Regions from separate parts of the Homo sapiens genome. Here region 2 is linked to region 1. A link is a loop called in an ENCODE intact Hi-C map of the cell type or tissue named here. Cell type or tissue: IMR-90. All regions are shown on one strand.

The links. A loop is a pair of places that touch in the nucleus more often than their neighbours do. Peaks named below come from ENCODE experiments on the same cell type or tissue, not always from the same donor. Only the 100,000 strongest peaks of a DNase experiment are listed, where the experiment ranks them.
Region 2: it touches region 1 in a loop (3-fold over the local background); 2 of 110 quality-filtered maps call a loop at or near these places.

Annotation. Positions count from the first base shown.
Region 1 is chr7:128,207,177-128,212,176 of GRCh38, reverse strand. MIR129-1 (microRNA 129-1) reads right to left here and starts at 4,305; the gene lies at 4,234-4,305. All of the region lies in intron 1 of LOC124901744 (a long non-coding RNA gene), which reads right to left. In IMR-90, CTCF peaks have their summits at 2,223 (motif pointing right) and 3,564; a DNase peak (open chromatin) is centred at 2,226; H3K27me3 peaks cover 2,493 bases.
Region 2 is chr7:127,918,370-127,923,369 of GRCh38, reverse strand. All of the region lies in intron 14 of SND1 (staphylococcal nuclease and tudor domain containing 1), which reads right to left. Among named protein-coding and RNA genes, the nearest start is that of SND1-IT1, 77 kb to the left of the region's middle. In IMR-90, no CTCF peak of the experiment used is centred here; a DNase peak (open chromatin) is centred at 2,129.

The sequences.
Region 1 (5,000 bases):
GAGGACGAACCATATCTCCGAGAGTGCTCCTGGCAGAACAGAGCATAGATGCTGGGGAAGAAAGGGAAGGATACAGGAAAGGAAGAATGAGAGAGAAGGAAAGGGTTAGGGGCGGGGGTAGGCGGGGAGAGAAGAGGGTCCTCAACACAGATGCTGATGTGGGGCTGGCAACTTCCAGGGGACTTAGGATGCATCCAGATTAGGCAAAAAATGAAAGCACCAAACCACACCTGTCCATCCCCTGACTAGCGCCATGCCAGCTTCATTCCTTGGGCTCTTTGATTTTCACTTCCTTGGTCACCTCCCCCAGGTCCAGCCCGATGAGGCCACTTCTGGGAAGAACAAAGGAGGCTCTGTAGGCTCTGCTGGGATGAGAAAGATCATCCCAGGAGGCAGGCAGGATTAACATGCGGCAGTGTTGCCACACACACTCGTGATATTATCCTGTTGGTGTATAGGATTATATGTCATTAGGATTACAGGGTGTAATAACTCCAGGTGCATTTGACATTTCTATTCAAATTGTACTTTGGGGAAACCTATAGGTTTTCCTTGCTGATGATTTATCTGGTTCCTTCCCCTGAGAGCCTGGCGTTCCCATCCTGCTTGCTTCCCTGCCTGCCGCCCCCAAAACTCCTTCCTGTGCCCTCAGCGGCTCCCACTCTCAAGGACAGCTGTTGGGGCCCCAGTCCTTGCTTTCCTGCCGAGTGTGGGGTGGGCCTGGTGGGAGAGGAGATTGTATCTGATCCAGCACATTCCTCTCATTTTACAAATGCAGAAACCCAGGCCCAGAGCATGATGGAGACTAGTTCAGGCCACTCTCTCCAGGTGGCCCAGCTTGGATCAGATCCTGGTCTCAGCCTCCTGGGAGAGGGGACACCTTGCCAAGGTGCCCCTGCTGGCACCTCGAGCAATCAGAAAGGGTGACATCAGCCACCCGGAGAGACTTCTCATTTTGCCTTCCACATTCCCCCACCTTCCTTTTCATTCCTGCCTTTCCTTTGTCAATTCTGTGCCACCTCTTCATCTCCTCCCTCCCTCCCCGAAAGGCCATGATGGCCCGCAGGTCAGGACAGCCCTTCCCGGCCTGAGCCTCTCCAGCTCTGGGAGTTCCAACACCACTGCCGGTTCTTCGAGAGCAGTGAGGGGACCTGGCTCCCCCTGGCTTCCCCAAGCCTCTCAGCCCACAAGGCCCTGGTCCTTCCCACCCGTAAGACTCTCCCGAGACCACACAGCTAGTGCAGGTGGGACCTGAGATTAGCATCCAGCTCTGATTATTCTGAAGTCCAGTTTCTCCCTCTGCTCACTCCAGGTCTGGCAGCTGCTCCTCGCTGTGGCGCACTCAGCCTTTGGCACACAGCCGCAGGCGCTCGGCAGGTGAGGAACCTGCTTGGGAGCAATAAAGCAGGGGGCAAAACTCCATGGCTGATTTCAGACAACCGACTGCTAAATGCCAGACACATCCACACAGCTGTGGAAAGACAGCCACTCATGAGCAGCCAAGCAGATGCCCCCCAGAGCTGATACCCCTGGACACAGAATCGGGGGCCTTGCTTTTTATGGTGGGGACCATCCATTGTCCTGACATTATTTCACTGACTAGAACCCACCGCCCTGTCAGAGGGGCATGATTTTCCCTGTTTTACAGATGAGGACACCGAGGCACAGAGAGGGCTAAGGACTTTCCTGAGGCCACATAGCTGGCGCAGGGACAACCTGAGATTTGAATCCAGATCGGATTGATTCTGAAGTCTGGGTTCTTTCCTTTAACATTGGGAACAGGAGCCTTTTTGGAATAGTGCCTCTCCTGAGTCCCTCTCCCTCTGGAGGGAATAGGTTCTCTAGGGTGGCAGGGATTTGAGTTGCAATTTGCGAGGCTCATGCAAAGGGTTAAGTCGTCAAATGCCTGAGATGTGGACCCAGAAGCCACTTTGAAAGGTGCCCTAGAGCAGTCTGGCTGTAGACACGCTCACCAAGGGGCTCTAGCAACCCTCCCCCTCCCACCTCCCCTCCTTCTCTCCTTCTCTCCTTCTCTTCTCCCCTTCCCCTCTCAGGCTCTGCACCCCTCAAGACTGCTCCTCACAAAAACTCTGATTCTGTTAGGAAAGATCTTGCAGTCCTAGAACAGAGTCTGGCACATAGACTCAAAATTCCTTGAGTGACTCCGCAGAATGAAGCTCTTTGGAAGCTGTGAGGTGCACTACCCCACTATGACCACACGATGCCACCCTTGAGCTGCACACGCATTCCCACCCGCATGCTGGCAGCAGGTGGCAGAGCAACAACTGCTTTGCAGCTGGGTGGGATGGGGAGGGTCAGGATAGCATCAGGGGCAGGAGCTCCCGTGGTCACAGGTATTATTCAGCCGTGCCGTTTTGCTCGTCGCCATCGTCCCTTCTCCCACTGCTGTCTGGCTGTCACCTAGTGGGGGCTCGGTTGGCCTCACAAACCTGCAGTAATTGTTCCTGGACCCGTAAACCCAGCCTTTCTTCCTGAACCTCCACAGCAAACCCCCAGCCCCACTCAGGATCCTTTAGCACCTCTGAACTCAGTTGCAGGCGACACGCCAGCTCACATATTGCCTTAAAATGGCCTCCAGCAGCTTCTGCTTAGGGAAGGAATCTTCCAGGGGCCTTGTTTCTTGAGGGCTGTGGCTCTGCAGCAGTAAAGGCCTTGGGGAGGCCTGATGCCACGCCCCCAACCTTGGGCTGTCTCGGCACAAGTGGCCACCCCAGGGCCGAGTGGGAGGATTCCAGATAAGGAGGGTCCCTGGCCCCTGGCCATTTCCTGGCCGCAGAGCACTACGGCACTCGGCACTCGGGAGCCTGGTCATCCGTCTCATTGTCAGTGGTGGACAACAAGATGGATGTCCGTGTGGTCATTCCTGACCTGCCGTGGCCTCACCGCGGCTGCAGTGTCGATCCCCCAGCTATCCGGCATGAGGAGGAGGGACTGGGAATCTACAACAACCTGTAATTGGCATAACCTGTTTTCTGCCCCATTTATTTATTTATTTAGATGGAGTCTTGCTCTCTCACCCAGGTTGGAGTGCAGTGGCGCAGTCTCGGCTCATTGCAACCTCTGTCTCCTTGGTTCAAGCGATTCTCTGCCTCAGCCTCCCAAGTAGCTGCAATTACAGACTTGCGCCACCATGCCCAGCTAATTTTTGTATTTTTAGTAAGAGTCGGGGTTTCACCATGTTGGCCAGGCTGGTCTTGAACTCCTGACCTCAAGTGATCTGTCCACCTCGGCTCCCCAAAGTGCTGGGATTACAGATGTGCCCGGCCCCTGGCCTCTTTAGAGGTGAGGACCCCACTTAGCTGTATTTCACTTCTCTCCATATCATATAGGTCCTCCTCTGTCCTTTATCCCAACATGGTTCTCACCTTTGGGGAAGTTTCCTTAGGCCCCCAACCCAACTCTTGTATATGACCCCTGCTGTCAGCTCTGTCCCCTGTCAGTCCCCTGCCCCCTGAGGGCTGACACCTGTGGGGCCTCCCCCAGGGATGGTAACTCACACCTTCCTCTTTCCCAGGGTGTGCAATTCCACCTCCTCTCTCTAGAGGTCTCTGGATCCTCAGCAAGCAATATTATTGACTCTAACAAGCAATCAAGGACTTTATTTGAAGGATTTGGGGGTAGTTCACAGAATGAAGGGCGCGGTTAAGATCCAGGCCAGGGCAGGGCAGACATTAGGCAAGTCAGTGATACAGGCAGTGGAAGCTTGTCATCTTCTCGCCATACACTGCTGGGATCAATCAGCATCAATTATTTTGTTCCCAATCTCAGTATCCTTTACAGATTTCAATTCTTGTGTCCACCCAGTGGGCAGAAGAGGGCAGGACCTCTTGAGTGACAACCCACCCAGAAGTGTCCATGGTGTGGAAGGGGGTCATCCCCAAAAGGATTTCAGAAGGAGATCATCTGTATACAGAGGACAGAATGCTGGGAGAGCTGTGTGACCTTCATCCACCAAAGCGGTTTTCCCTGGCATGTAATTGAGCCACTCCTTTATTTTTCTTATCTGTGGAGTCTCTCACTTGACATTGCCCACTGGTAAATGATGAAAAGAGTGGCATAAGTGAGGCCCAGAGAGGCTCAGTGCTGGACTTAAAGTCACTCAGCAACTCTAAAGGAGAGCCAGGAGACCCCAGTTCCATTCACTGTTCTTGGGTTTGCTGTGACTCACCTGGAGCCCTTGGGGCAGCCTCCCCTGTGGACAAGGCCTCCCGCAGATACTTTTTGGGGTAAGGGCTTCCTGACTACTGTTGAGAGGAACAGCAAGCCCAGACCGCAAAAAGATCCAAAGGAGACAGCAGCCATCCCATGGCAGGGGGGCTGGAGGGGAGGCTGTGGCCCCTCCAGGGCTTAGCTGGTACCAAGAAGACCGGGTCGGGGAGGGAGAGCCAGGACCTAGGGGGAGGAGGGGAGTGGGGGGGGAGGTGGGGGGAGAGGAAGAAAAGAGTCCTGGGGAGAAGAGAAAGCTGAGAGCCCCAGAGGCAGGAGGCAGGCAACAGGAATCCCAGCTGTAATCCCCCTCCACCTCCCAAAGTCACAACCTCCTTCTTATGAGACAGAAGTGGCCAAGCTGTAGCTCACTCCTGGGAAGGGGCAGTTTGAACCTGCGGCTCCCCTTCATTTTCCCCTTTCATCTCCTGCATCCTGCGCCTCCTCAGAGCCCTCTGCTGTGCCTGGGCTTCATTTGGATGGTCTGGCCCAGGGTCTCTCTGCAGCCGTGGTGCTTCCTTGGTTCCACAGTGTCAGTACACCCAGTTCCCACAGGGGACTCTCCCAGAGTCTCAAAATGCTAAGTGCCCCAAGAAGAAGATGCCATCCCTGGTTGAGACCTTGGGGACAGACATCTTTGAACTTGCAAGTGTGGGCTCTGATGTGCTTTCAGCAGACGCTGCTGTCATGGAAAAGGCAGGGGTCCCAGGGCCAGGCCAACTTAGCCTGATTAAATTGCTCCTGGCTGTCTCAAATGAGCTGTTTCTCCAAGG
Region 2 (5,000 bases), 290 kb after region 1:
TGAAGTGAACACAGAGGAGAACACTGACAAAAACAAACCCCCAAACAAAAAAATTACAACAGAAAAAAAAGGTGCTAAAGCTAGGCCATCAATTATCTTTCAATAATTGGGCAGGGTGGCGCATGCCTGTAATCCTAGCGCTCTGAGAGGCTGAGATGGGAGTATCACATGAGGCTAGGAGTTCAATACCCCATCTCTACAAAAAATTTAAAAATTAGCCAAGCATGGTGGTGCGGGCCTGTAGTCCCAGCTGCTTGGGAGGCTAAGGCAAGAGGATTGCTTCAGCCCAGGAGTTTGAGGCTGCCGAGAGCTATAATCATGCCACAACACTCTACCCTGGGTGACACTCTAGCCTTGTCTCTTAAAAAATGGAAAATCATTAAGTGTTGTCTGTGGTTTACAGATTCTCACACTGTTTACTTGGTTGGTAAAGCACCTCACTCAGGCCTGCACCATGTTGAACATAGGAGAAACCGCAGCCCAGGCTCTGAGCTCCAGTTCTGGGAGCATGAGTCAAGAGGACATTTGGACATCTGTAGGAGCATTAAGCTGGAAGAAAGCCCTGAGCTTAGGATGTATCATTCCAATCAGTGATGCCCTCAACAGAGAGTATTACAATTATTAAAAGAAATATCCTGGCTAAGCAAAGTTTCCAAAGGGGGCAGGAATGGTATGCTTGCCCAACTAGAAGAAGGAAGCCACAGGGCAAAGTAGTGCAAGGATAGCACTCCAACATATGGAAGAAAACAATTACTCTCCAATCAGACTTGCAAGGAACTAAATCATCTAAGAGTTTAAGGAGCCCTAAGAAAGTCAGACATCTACAAACACTTTTATTTGGTTGGTCCTACCCACCATTTATTTCTTCCTTTCCACAGTGTACAATACTGAGAAATGAAACCAGAACTTGGCAAATACTTAGGAAGAGAAGACACATCTCTATGTTTAGAATGAAAACATGCAAAGCACCATTCGGACAATCACCGCAGTTCACTAAGATAAAGTGAAATAATGTTAGAGGAATAGATTAGGGACCCTCAGAAAATGGTCTGAGCCAGGCACGGTGGCCTCATGCCTGTAATGTTTTGCCTGAGGCAAAAACATTGCTTGAGCCCGGGAGTTAGAGACCAGCCTGGCCATCACAGTGGGATCTTGCCTCACAAAACAAAAAAAAAAAAAAAAAAAAAAAAAAAAGGAAAGAAAAAAAGAAAATCAGCTGGGCATGGTGCTGCACACCTGTAGTCTTATCTACTCAGGAGGCTGATGTGGGAGGATAGCTTAAGCCTGGGAGGTCGAGGCTACAGTGAGCAGTGATGGCGCACCACTGCACTCCCAGCCTGGATGACAGAGTAAGACCCTGTCTCATTCTTTAAAAAAAACAAAGCAAGGCAAAGCAAAGATAATGGTCTGGACGTTATTCATAATCACTAAAATTGGAAATAACCTAAATATCCCTCAACTGGGTATAAATTATAGTACACCACACAATGGAATACTACTCTACGCTAAAAAAGACATGGGCAACAACACGTATGAATCTCAAATACATGATTGCATTTGTATGACATTCTGACAAAGGTTAAACTATAGTTAAACAGAAAAACATGAGTGGTTGCCAGGGACTAGAAGTTGACTCTAAAAGGAATGGAGGAATTGGGACAATGGAACAGCTCTAATATCTTGACTATGGTGATGATTTCATAAATATACGTTTCTCAAAATGCACATTTGCCAAAACTCACAGAATTATATGCTAAAAATGAGAACATTTTACTGTATATAAATTATACCTTTAAGAATATACAACAACACAATAAAAACAACGTGCACAGGAAGAATATACAATATTTTAATTTTTAACTCAAGAAAACTTTTCCCCTAACTAATCTGTAAGTAGTTTGGAGAGAATATCAAGTTCAAAATTAACCACCCATTCATTATGTTTTAAATCATCTACTTTGATCACTACTTTGAATACTAGTGTATTAAAATACTTAAAAAATTTAAAAAGAAAATGGTTTAGATGAGAAAGCAAGGGGTTAGAAAAGCACAGAAAAAAAGTCTCACTGGTTCCACAAAAGCAGCTTAAGAAAGTCTAAACTCTTGGGCAATAGCTAAAAGAAAGCATCAGATGGAGCATGAGGTCATCCTCACAGGCCATAAAGAGGACACATTTTGTTCAAATAAAGAAAAAAGTTCTACTAAGTACTTATGCCTACTGACATTTCTTTTCTACCTTGAAATAAAATCATGTGATACAGCTTAATGTGAATAAAGTAATACCCAATTCTCAATCAAATACAAATTCTATACAAGCTCAGAGATTGTTCTCTTACTGAATGACTTTCAGTTTCCCAAATTTAACCATATGAAATTATGCTGTGAGAACCATTCAATTTAACCTTTAGAAATGAAGTCATTGCCTTTTAGTGGTAAAAATCTGCATTTTATCATCGACAGAAAATACAATGCCCTTGGCTTATTCTAGAGAATGCTTTTTTTTTTTTTTTTGTTAAGATAAGTTAGGCACAGAAAGTGCAGATGATGGTGTATCTGTGCCTCAAGTAAAAAGGGCGGAAATAAGAATATACCTAGTTAGGATAAAGTATCAAGCACATAAGCTTGCTTTCTTCCTGTCTTCAATCCTCTTTCTCTAACTTGGGTGAGAGGCAGCTATCAAGGCAGTGCCAAAGGTGCCAGGTGATGAGGGCTGCCAACCCACAGAACTATCTGAAAGGTATGGCTCATAATTCTTGCTGTATAGAAAAGCTTCCATGAATAAATCTGCCTCCCTACCTCATCCCAAACTGTCCCTTTTCCCCTTTTTTCCATACTCTAACTTCTCAACACACTAGTCTTACAATTTTTTGTTAACTCAATACTCAGTGTTTATAGTATCATGGCTTTGTAAATGATAGCCCTCCAGTTAGAGAGCTTCCTCCCAAGAGTTCTTCCATCCTCCTGCGACCTCTGCAGGGTGGCTTGCTAGGATTCCCCTTGACCAAGACTCTGGCAATTCTTTTCACAACCTTTCCCAGATTGCTTCCTCAATCCATGCCTTCTGCTTTATTGGTTTATTTCCCTTCATTTTTGTTTAACAAACAAACAAAAAACTATAAACTATTTCATAGACAAAATGTCTTATCTCTTTGAGGTCAAGTAAGTAAATCCACTATTGATTTTGTAGTTTTATTCAGGAGAAAAACTATCCTACTCTTGAATATGTTGAATCAACAGACAAACTTCTTCCATTATTCATCAGTATAGTAATGTACTATATTTTTGAAATAACTGAATGCTTTAGTAATGATGTGAAGAAAATTTATTTTAGTATGAAACTTAATTGTATCTACTCAAACACAGGAATAAGAGATAGTGGTTCAGAAATACCAATTTGTAAGAAGAAAATGTTTATAGGAGAGTTTAACACTGGGAGGTATACCTTCCAATTATTTTCAGCTAAAATATTCTACGAAAGCAGGTACTTTACTCAAATCGTAAACATCCAATTTATATCAAATACACCATTAAATTGTAATAGTTAAAAGTAGCATTTCTATTTTGAACTGGTAAAGATAAACACAGAAAAAGGCCATTTAGACTTTTAACAACTCTAGAGTTACTTTTCTAAGAATTAAATGATAATGAATTTTTATAGGAATACTACAATAAACATCTTCCACATTTTCAGAATTGAGACATGAGACCGGGCTAAAAACATAGCTTACACATGGTATATGGCATTGAGAATACAAAATAAAGCAAATCAACCACCATCTACAACTGTGCACATCAATTACAAGGCTAGGATTAAACAATAACTTAACAGGTTTAAAATACTATTTTTTTCTTTAACAGTTTTAGATCAATTTTTATCACTTCCAAAGTCTCTATAGGCAAGAGGTAAGAACTTATTACAGAACCAGAAAATGCCTTCAGAGATAATTAAAATAAAATGTGCAGAGTAAAAAATTTAAAAGACATCTGATGAGGCACAAGTCTTCATTTCATGGGCAAATCAAGAACTTGGGGCAAGGAAATTCATGTCACACTTAACTGTGTCCCACCCAACACAAGAATGCAACTTCAGAAAAGAACAGAGAAGAAAAAAAGTCAGCAAGTAACCTATAATATAAAAATTACCTTAAAATCAAAATAAATGTTAGTAAAGGCTAAATGGCTAAAACACTTTTCATACTTCCTAAAAGTACTTTGAACATTCATTTTTGCCTGCAGACATACCAGTATAGGTTCAATAAACCTTAAGTGAAAGTTTTATTTTTATGTCTAATTAGTCTTTTAAAAGCCTTACATTTTTAAAGCATTAATAAAAATAGATAATTATACAATTCAGAAGAGAAAGTTCCAGTTTTTTCTAACATGGAGAAAAATGGCAACAATTATGATAGAAATTTATTACTAATTAAAACAGAAAGTGGTCAATATTTTGAAGAACAACAAATGCATCCAATTAAAAACCCAATCATTTTACTCAATAAAGATTTATAGGATGATGTTGTTAAAAAATATATGCTATTCTTTGGCCTAGGTTTCTACTTTATGGACATGTTCTGAGAAAATAATTATAGACTGTGATTTATCTGAAGGAACAAATGTTTATGAGAAGAAAAAACAATAAAACAACCCCAACATCCAACAATAGAAGGCTGATTAAATCAATTCTAGTAGAACTATTTACAGCGTTCATTCATCCAACAATATCTGCTAAGCACCTACTTGGTGCCATATACTCTTCTAGGACCTGACTGTATAGTTAAGAATAACACAGTAAGGCCTCCCATCCTGAAAAGAGCTTACAATACTTAAAAGAAAAAGAAATAAATAAGGAAACCCACATTGTGGTGAATAGAAGAGTTAGTAGTACAGATAATTTCTATCCTTTTCACTCACTTATATTTGATGCATTTAAAAACAGAAACTTTGACAAAAAATTCGAATAAAGAAAAATATGCCTAAGGTTTTGTTTCTAAAAGAAAAAA